2 separate regions of the Homo sapiens genome follow, and region 1 is linked to region 2. A link is a contact called in ENCODE Hi-C or POLR2A ChIA-PET data. All regions are on one chromosome and are shown on one strand. The core of a region is the stretch at or near the end of the contact, and the rest is flanking DNA. Distances in the headings are between cores, read along the strand shown.

What was found. Hi-C counts contacts between places; a loop is a spot of excess contacts on that map. ChIA-PET counts read pairs that join two places held with the same protein, here RNA polymerase II (POLR2A). Pooled maps may share reads with other maps.
Region 1: a loop to region 2 is called in a pooled map, with 2.0 times the contacts of the local background. The contact joins the promoter of DUSP19 here to the enhancer-like site in region 2. A Hi-C loop is called at or near these places in 1 of 50 pooled maps. POLR2A ChIA-PET finds 5 or more read pairs at or near these places in 4 of 52 experiments (AG04450, IMR-90, MCF 10A and 1 more).

The regions. Positions count from the first base shown.
Region 1 is chr2:183,076,892-183,081,370 of GRCh38, reverse strand. DUSP19 (dual specificity phosphatase 19) reads right to left here and starts at 2,624. Exons shown (of 4, transcript NM_080876.4): 1 at 2,212-2,624. The coding sequence starts at 2,437.
Region 2 is chr2:183,008,801-183,013,596 of GRCh38, reverse strand. All of the region lies in intron 2 of NCKAP1 (NCK associated protein 1), which reads left to right. Among named protein-coding and RNA genes, the nearest start is that of NCKAP1, 27 kb to the left of the region's middle. Within about 2 kb of position 3,321, at least 3 of the 41 ENCODE cell types and tissues checked have a DNase peak (open chromatin) inside an H3K27ac peak, as active enhancers do; they include IMR-90, where a contact is called at or near this core.

The DNA.
Region 1 (4,479 bases), core at 1,375-3,874, 68 kb before region 2:
CAGAGGCTGAGGTGGGACGATCGCTGGAGCCTGGAAGGCAGAGGTTGCAGTGAGCCAAGATCGTGCCACTGCACTCCACCCTGGATTTATTTTGAGACCCTATCTCAAAATAAATAAATAAATAATAAATAATTATCTGTCTATATATAATGTTCAAAGCCTAGGACAAAAATGCTGTCTAAAATCTTTTCTCCATTTTTAAATGGTTCGAGGGCCTATGTAATATTTTTTAAATGCAGTCACTTTTTAGAGTTTACGAACTAAAAAAGATTACATTTTTACAACTCTTCATTTTCTTTATTCATCACCCAAACCAAAAGTTGTTTGGCATGCGATGCTGGGAGGAAGCTGTGTCGCTTTGAGGAGGTGAAAGAAGCTCTTAGAACCAACCTGCAAACAACCCCAGTCTCCCAGACGTAAACTAAGTCTGGTCAGAAACAACTCTTTCAACATTCATGTAGAAGAACTGCGGGTGGAACCACCCATGGATCCTTTAGGAATGAGGCACTTGTAATTAGGCAGAAAAAGGTGAGCTTTCAGAAGGGAGGAGGTTGCTCCTGATGAAAGTATCCCATTCCAGAGAAGACCTTATTAGGGCTAGTTTCAGAAGTTCCTCCCAGGACTCTCCCACTATCCTGGGGAGGTTTCCAACCCCAATCTCAGAACACTACCTTGATCAGTTCACTTTGGGTAAGTCCACAAATAATAGTAATAAGCAAAGTTCATGAAGACCCTAAATTGGTGAATGATATATGAAAATTCTACCATAATTATTCCAAGCCATGATTACTACAGTGGAAGCCAAAATAACTGAAAAATGTGCCAGGACGTATTTTCTTTCCTAGATATGGTGAGCAGGGCCTAGGTGAACTTTTCAGATTACCTAAATAACTCACTTTTTCACTGTAAATGTGACAAGAATATGGTACAGTTTTTCACGGGACTGTAGAAACTAGTTAGAGACATTTATTTGGTGAATTTAAAGACAGCCTATGTAACAATTCATATAATATTTAATAACTTATATGTACACTGCAATTGATTTGCATCAAAAACCTTTTACAACAACCTCAGGAGGATCCTATGACATAAGCAGATACTGTTACTTCATCTTTACAAATGGCTTTTTGGAGGACCAGAAAGGATAAATGGCTTGCACCAGCTAATCTAGTAAATTAGAGGCGGAGCAGGATTGAAAACTTGGTCTATGTGAGGCAGCCTAGTATAACAATGGACAGCAGGAGTCCATCAGACTTGGGCTTGATGCATACGTCTGTTATTTACCAGGTGTGTTACCTTGTGTAAATTACTTCACCAATTTTAAATCCTGGTTTCTATTTGTAAAACAAAGCTGATAATCCCTACTTCACAGGATTCCTCAAAGGAGTAAGACACTAGGTGAACAGCACCTGGGCTATTTCTCAGTCTTCTCTCTATTCAAGAATGCCTTAGCTGCATAGTGATAAGTCATTTAGTCTTTCCAAGTCTTAATTTCTCTATTCATAAATAGAAATAATTCAGACGTACTTGAAAACATTCTTGACTATTTTTTTAAGAACACCATACCATATTCTTGCCAAATTAACAAGTTTGCACTTTTATAACCTTGCTTCATTTGCTATTTGTGAACTATGCTTGTATAGGGGCTCAGTATTTCCATAATACGAAATAAATCATAAGATCTTAAGATCTCCTTCTCTTAAACACTCCAAAAACAGACACCATGAACAGACGTGGCCACAGGAGGCATGTATTCCGCACGGTCTGTAAGAGCTGCGCAGGCCAGCAAGCACAGGACTATTTCGAGTATTAACTTTTCTATAACTTTAACCATTGTCACTTGTAGTTCTGCCTGATACAAACATTCTTTTTTCATTCCTTTTTTTTCAAGCTGTATTTTTTATAAGCCAAGAAAACACAACATCAATGTGTTATTCTCCAGAGAAGTTAGAGAAACGGGAAGAAAGCTTTTCTAAAATTCAAATATGCAGTGCCAAGTGCTACGAGAATAGCATCTATGCTTCTTATGGGTACACTGTGAGGCAGAAACGGCTCTAGCTGGCTAATGGAAGTTCCATATCCAAAAAAGGAAACAGTTCAGCTTTTCGGCAGGATAGCTGATAATACAGACTATTACGCATAAAGGGGGAAAATGAGAACGTAATCTGGCTAAAAGGACTCAATGATCTAGTGGCAAGTCGATATACTCACCTAGGAGCAACCATGGCTTAATAACGCCAACTTGCAGGTCCGAGCTAAGGTCCTGCACATAACCACAACCACCCCCACTGCTCGGCTCTACTTCTTCCACAACATGAATTCTGGCATCTTTCCATGTTTCTATAATTTTCTTTCCAGTTAGCGTTGTCACCCTGGTGCATTGCTTCCTGAGATTATTCCGGGAGAATGCTTTAATTTCCTGGTTAAGGGAGTACATTACATGAGCAGTGGCTGGGAACAAATACAAACAAATCCAGCAGGCATAGAAAACGGCTGAACTGCTAGTCCCTTATTGCCCAGGTAACAAAGCCAGCCTCAGAGGTGCTCGCCCATCCAGGTAACCGCAGCAGCCACAGACCAAGAGACTGAGTCGTCCAGCTCCGTTTATCCCAGCGATGCAATGTAAGGCGAAATTTGATTGGTCATTGAGACACAAGTGCCGATTGGATGCTGTTTCTTCTTCCTGTCAGCCAGAAACCTGCATTTTCCCGAAAGGCTCGAGGGATCCACTGGGGAAGATTTCTTATTGTTGCTGTTTAAATTTAGCTTTCTAATACACGCAGAATGGTAAAATATAAGACTTCGTTGGAGAGAGGAATGATATGTCCTGGTTCTTTAAAGGCAGTGATTTTCTGATATATTCTGTTAGTGTCACTTACGGCAGTGACCATGGACGATCCGGGCTGACCTGTGTATCGCTCCCGCTTGAAAGAGACCGGCGGAGTCACCTTGCAAATCACCCTATGTCCCAAAGCCTTTCCTGCCTGTCTGCTTTTAGGCTAGTCCAGGAGGGCTAGAGCAGACGTTAAAAGTTATTTCTCGCTTCCTGTATCCTTCACACCTTCTGCTTTTGCTGTTAATGCAAGAGGAACGTTTACTAGATAAAGTTGTTGTGCGTATTTGTGAGGCAACAATTTAAATAAACTGGGAAAAAAGATATATTTTTTAAAATTTATGCTCATATATGTAGATTGACAAGAGCTTAAAATTTATTTATTTTCTGACTTTCAGCCTACATTTTCATTTCATACAGTAAATATACATCCTAAATAAGAATTGCAGCAAGTCCATCCATACGAAGAATTAAGAAAATCAATTGTGTAAGCATCCAAATTTGTAAAACAGATAAATAAATTATAGAACGATGATTCTGATTACCAAAAAAAAGTTTTGCAAAAGAAATCACAAGATTCCTTTAAAGAGAAATTTTTCAAACCCCTATTAAAGTAAATGTAATTTTAAATGAATTTCAACACAATGTATAAACACATATATAAAATGAAGAAGTTGCACTTATGAAAACTTTTCTTCCAATACCACATATTAAAATTTGTGTTGTTGTTGAAACTTTCTGACATAAAAAAATTCAACTGTTATGGATTGACTATTTCTGTCCCTTCAAAATGCATATGTTAAAGCTTTAAACCTCAAGGTGATGGTATTTAAATGGGACTTTTGGGATGTAATTTAGGATTAGACTAAGACCCTAGGGTAGGGTCCTCATGATGGGTTTAGTGGCTTCAGGAGAACTGAAAGAAATCTGCCTGCTCCCCTATATGGACCAAGGAAAGACAGTATGAGGACATAAGGAGAAGCTGGCTGTCTGCAAGCCAGGAAGAGAGCTTTCAGCAGGAACTGAATAGGCCAGCACCTTGATCTTGGACTTCTCAGCCTCCAGAACTGTAAGAAAATATATTTCGGTTGTTTAAGCAACAAAGTTTATGGCATTTTGTTAGAGCAGCCTGAGCAAACTGAGATATAAACCAAACTTCTCCCTCTTGAAAAAGGAATAGGCCCAGTACAGTGGCGCATGCCTGTAATTCCAGCACTTTGGGAGGCCAAAATGGGTGGATTGCTTGAGCCCAGGAGTTCGAGACCAGCCTGGGCAACATGATGAAACCCCAACTCCACTAAAAAATACAAAAAATTAGCCAGGTTTGGTGGCACGTGCCTGTAGTCTCAGCTACCTGGGAGGCTGAGGTGGGAGGATCACCTGAGCTAAGGAGGTTGAGGCTGCAGTGAGCCATGATCATGCCACTGTACTCCAGCCTGGGCAACAGAGTAAGACCTTGTCTCAAAAAAAAAAAAAAAAAAAAAAAAGAAAAGAAAAGAAAAAGAAAGAGAGAGAAAAATATATATATATATAAGCTCAGGCTATCTACAGGATGTCCTAAAATGAAAAACTGAAGAGATTATTTGCATCATTTAAACAACAATCACAGGCTCATCAAAAAACAACTCTAACCATAAATCAATCCA
Region 2 (4,796 bases), core at 2,072-4,571:
AGAATAGTTAGGAAATTTGCCATCATTGAGATGAGAGCTGATGGTGGCTTGGACTAGGGTGGTTGAGGTGAGAAATGTTCAGATTCTGGATATATTTTTGAAGACAGAACCTATAGTATTTGCTGATGAATTGGGTGTTGGGTGTATGGACAGTGAGAAATAAGACTTTAAGGTTTTTGGCCTGAACTCATGTCAAGATATAATGGGGTGAGAGAACAGGAGAAATAGGTTTGGGGTAGTGCAGTGGGAGTAGTACAGTGAATGCAGTGGGGGAAGTACTCAGTAGCTCAATATTAGACGTGTTAAGTTTGAGAGGCTTACTGGAAATCTGAGTGGAGATATCAAATAGCCAATTGTTTATATGAATGTAGATCTCAGGTTAGGTTTAAGCTGACTGTCAAGTTGAAGAAGATTATTGAGGGATTTGAGAGAGAGAGAAAGGAATGGAATAATCATCTAGGACAGTAGGAAAATGAATTGACAGAAAAGTTTGAGTAGTATTGCTACTCAGTTGTGGTCAATGATCATGAAATCAGGTTGAGATCAGAGTCAGCAAAGTATATGCTTTTCTGCTACTGTAGGTTTTATCAGACAGTTATGAAAGAGGGAGGGAAGGGCAAGGCAGTAATTATAATGATGGGCCATTTAAAGTTAAGATGGATAAGAAAGTAGGGGGCCTGGGCACAGTGGCTCATGCCTGTAATAGCACTTTGGGAGACTGAGGTGAGTGGATCACTTGAGGTCAGGAGTTCGAGACCAGCCTGACCAACATGGTGAAACCCTGTCTCTACTAAAGAATACAAAAAAAAAAAAAAAATAGCCAGGTGTGGTGGCGTGCGCATGTTTTCCCAGCTACTTGGGGAGGCTGAGGCACAAGAATCACTTGAACCTGGGAGGCGGAGGCTGCAGTAAGCCGAGATCATGCCACTACACTCTGGGACAGAGTGAGACTCTGTCTAAAAAAAAAAAAAAAAAGGCGTAAGGGGATGAGTGACAGTAAAAAGATGGTAGAGTGAATGGATAGGAGGTCCCTCTGTGTTGAAAGAATTTGTGGAGGCAGAGTATTACAGATTTTAAGTGGGAATTATTCTCCCAGTGATGCCACCTCACTTTGTCTCCAAATCTCCCAAGAACAACAGATGTCCAAAAAGGCCAGACAGAAGCCAGGATAATTTAAACATCAGCTTTATTCCTGTTTACAGGCTTGAGAAAACTTAACATCAGCTGTCATGCCCTCTGTCAGTATGTATTCATGTACCAAAAATCATTCATGGGTACCTACTCAGAGCAGCCTCTCCTTTGACTTCCCTGTTTTGCTCAGCATTTTCACCACTCTTAGAAGTTCTGACCTTTCTTATTGTGGTCTTTATCACACTAATGTGTAGATTTTGTTTTTATTGTTACCCTTTTCATGTTATTGCCAGTTGGTGAAAACCTTTGTCTTGAAGGGAATATGGGAATTGATCATAGTAGTTTTTCACCATCTTTAAACCTTGCACCTAGAAGTTAATCAGCTTCAAAAACTGGATATTTACCTTAAAAAGAACAAAAAAGCCAACCAAACCAAAAAGAAAAAACAATTGGGAGTTCCCTGTACACGTATATACACATCCCTCACTAGACAATGAGCTTGTTTAGGGCAGGGTCAGTACATTATTCATAGTTTTTCTCAGCTTCTCCCACAATGCCTGGTAATATAATAGGTTAAGATATTTGTTGTCTGAATAATATGTTATTACAGTAACTCTTCACTTATCTGTACTTTTCATGTCACTTGCCTCTTTGAATCATATCTCAGAGTTAGGAAGAAAGCAATTCCACTTCTGGGACTTATCCGAAGAGAAATGAAAATATGTCTACCCAAAGACATGTTCATAGCAGAATTTGTTATTCATGATAGCCCCGAATTGGAAACAATTCAAATGCCTATTAACTGACGAATGAATAAACAAAATGTAGTGTGTACATTTAACAGAATACTACTCACCAATTAAAAGGAACAAACTACGATAAACGCTATAACATGAATAAGTGAAGCTAGATGTAAAAAGCTGCATATTGTCTGATTCTCTTTTATAGGAAATGTCTAGAAAAGGCAAGCTTATTGATAAAGAGAGCAAATCAGTAGTTGCCTAGGGCTTGGGAGTAACAGCAGGATTAACTGTAAATGGGCACAAGGGTTTGGGGTGATGGAAATGTTCTAAAGCTGGATAGAGTGAATAGTTTCACAACTCTAATTTACTAAAATTATTTTTCACTTATGGGTAAATTTCATGGTAAGTAAACTGTACCTTAATAAAGCTGTAAAAAACCAAATGATTTTGAACAACTAGAAATGTATTCTAGAATAAATGAAGTTTATTCAGAGAAAAGCATTTTGGTTCTCCTATGACCAAACTTGTTGAGTCCGGTTAGGCAAAATTGTAACAAGTATATTTTCTAACACACTGTACGTTAAAAGGAACTCTCATCAGGAGCAAATGATAATTGATAGAGAAATAAAAACTCTTAAGTATAGCAGGCAAGGACCATTTAATGTCAGATTATCTTGTACAAGTCAGTAGCATCTGAGGCCATCTTGACATAAATAAATCTGTATAATTATCAATTACAATGATGACATCTAATCAGTAAGAAAAGCTTGATTTATGCCTGGTCTACTGGTTTTGAAAGTAAGTTAATCACATATTAGAAAGGTTTTAAAAAATTATTAAAATTGAATGTAAAGGAACTAACCTATTTATATTTCTATTTGTAATGGAAAATAGTGCCATTAAGTGAGGTAAATTGTGTTATCATTAATGCAATGTGATACCCTTTATACAAAAATGTTACACTTGACCAACCCCACTATACCACGGTATATAATTAGTGATTTTTGTAGTACTGATGATAAAATTAATTTCAAAGTTTGCTTTAATTTGACCATCTATAGCCAGAATCTTAAATTTCCAAAAGTTTTAGCTGAGGCACATTAATGTGCTCAGGTGGTGAAATAGAAATTATTTTAATCTATATTGCTGAACTTGATATTAATTGTGTCAGTTACCTATTGCTGCATAACAGGTCACCTCTAAATTTCATGGCTTAAAACGACAGCAGCTTGTTTCTTATGATTCTGTGGGTTGACTGGGTAGTTTCTCTGCTGGTCTCACTGGTTTTAGGTTACCGCAGTGCATTCCACTGGTGCATTCTGGGGGATGGGCCCAGCTGGAACAGCAGGGATGCTGAAGTGCCCTTTCTCTATGTGATACGATATCTCAGGCTTCCTCACATACAGCACGTCAGGGCAGTGTTCCAAAAGAGCAAAATCAGAAGTTACAAGACCTTGCCCTGGACTTAGAAGTGACTCGTTGTTTCTGCTGCTTTCTGTTGGTCAAAGCAAGTCACAAGGCCAGCCAAGATGGGAAGGGTGGGGAAAATAGACAACAGTGCTTAATGGAGGCAGTAGAGTTCTATTGCAAGGAGGCATGGACACAAATTTTAAGTTTTTTTCTTTGCCTTTCAGTTCTTTAATAGAAAACTCTTTGTGCATTCCAGAATTAATTTAAACAGAAGACTAGCAGTGTGAACTTAGAGAAACATAACCTTAATTATAAAGTGAAACAGTTGAATTAGATTTTTTAGAAGTTTAAGTCTGTGTAATTGATTATAATATAATTAAATACAAATGTTTTCTTTAGCTTGTCCCTACGCTACTTTTATGTCATTGTATAGCAACTTGAATGTTGAAGTGTATTGAAGAAGTGTTTCAAGTTTTGGAATCTCATAGACCCGGATTGGCATCTTACCCTTTTCTGGTCTGTTTCTGTATCTGGAAAATGAGGACTAAAATGTATTTTGATTGAGAAGATGAAAACCATCTGGAGATGGATGGTGCTGATGGTTGCACAGCAGTGCAAATGTGCTTAAAGTCACTGAACGGCACACTTTGAAAAGGTTAACATGGCAAATTTTATGCGTATTTTACCACAATAAAAAAAGTAATGTACCTTGAAAAAGTATTAAGAGGATTCAATTTAGTATACATCTTAAACACTCAGTAATTCAGTAATGCATATTTTACTAGGCTAGTGTTAGGATAACCAACCTTGCTTGCTTGCCTGCTTGCTTGCTTGCTTCCTTCCTTCCTTCCTTCCTTCCTTCCTTCCTTCCTTCCTTCCTTCCTTCCTTCCCTTCCCTCTTTCCTGTCTCCCCCTCCCCCTCCCTCTTTCCTCCTCCCCTCCCTTCCCCTCCCCTTGTTGCCCAGGCTGGAGTACAATGGCACAATCTTGGCTCACTGCAGCCTCCACCTCCCAGGTTCAAGTGATTCTCTTACCTCAGCCTCCAGAGTAGCTGGGACCACAGGTGGCTAACCTGCCATGCCGGCTAATTTTTGTATTTTTAGTAGAGATGGAGTTTCACCATGTTGTCCAGGCTGGTCTTGAACTCCTGACCTCAGGTGATCCGCCCACCTCGGCCTCCCAAAGTGCTGGGATTGCAGGCGTGATCCTCCGCACCTGGCCTGGATACATTTTCCTAAAATATATTTACTACAGTTTCCTCAGAAAAATGCATTTTTGAAATATTTACTGCCAGTATAATCACTTTGTATATGAAAAAAGAAATACACTACAAAAGATTTTAAGTAGGAGTCTAAGGTTCTTTTAAAACATGACTATTCTTTGTGTTAATTAGAATTTTTAGGTAATCTTAAGAGATTTGCTTATATTTGATATGCATATGTCAGTCTCTATGGTTGCCACTCATTTCTTTTATGCTTTCCTTTGCTGGAAGGACATAATGTGAAGTATTTT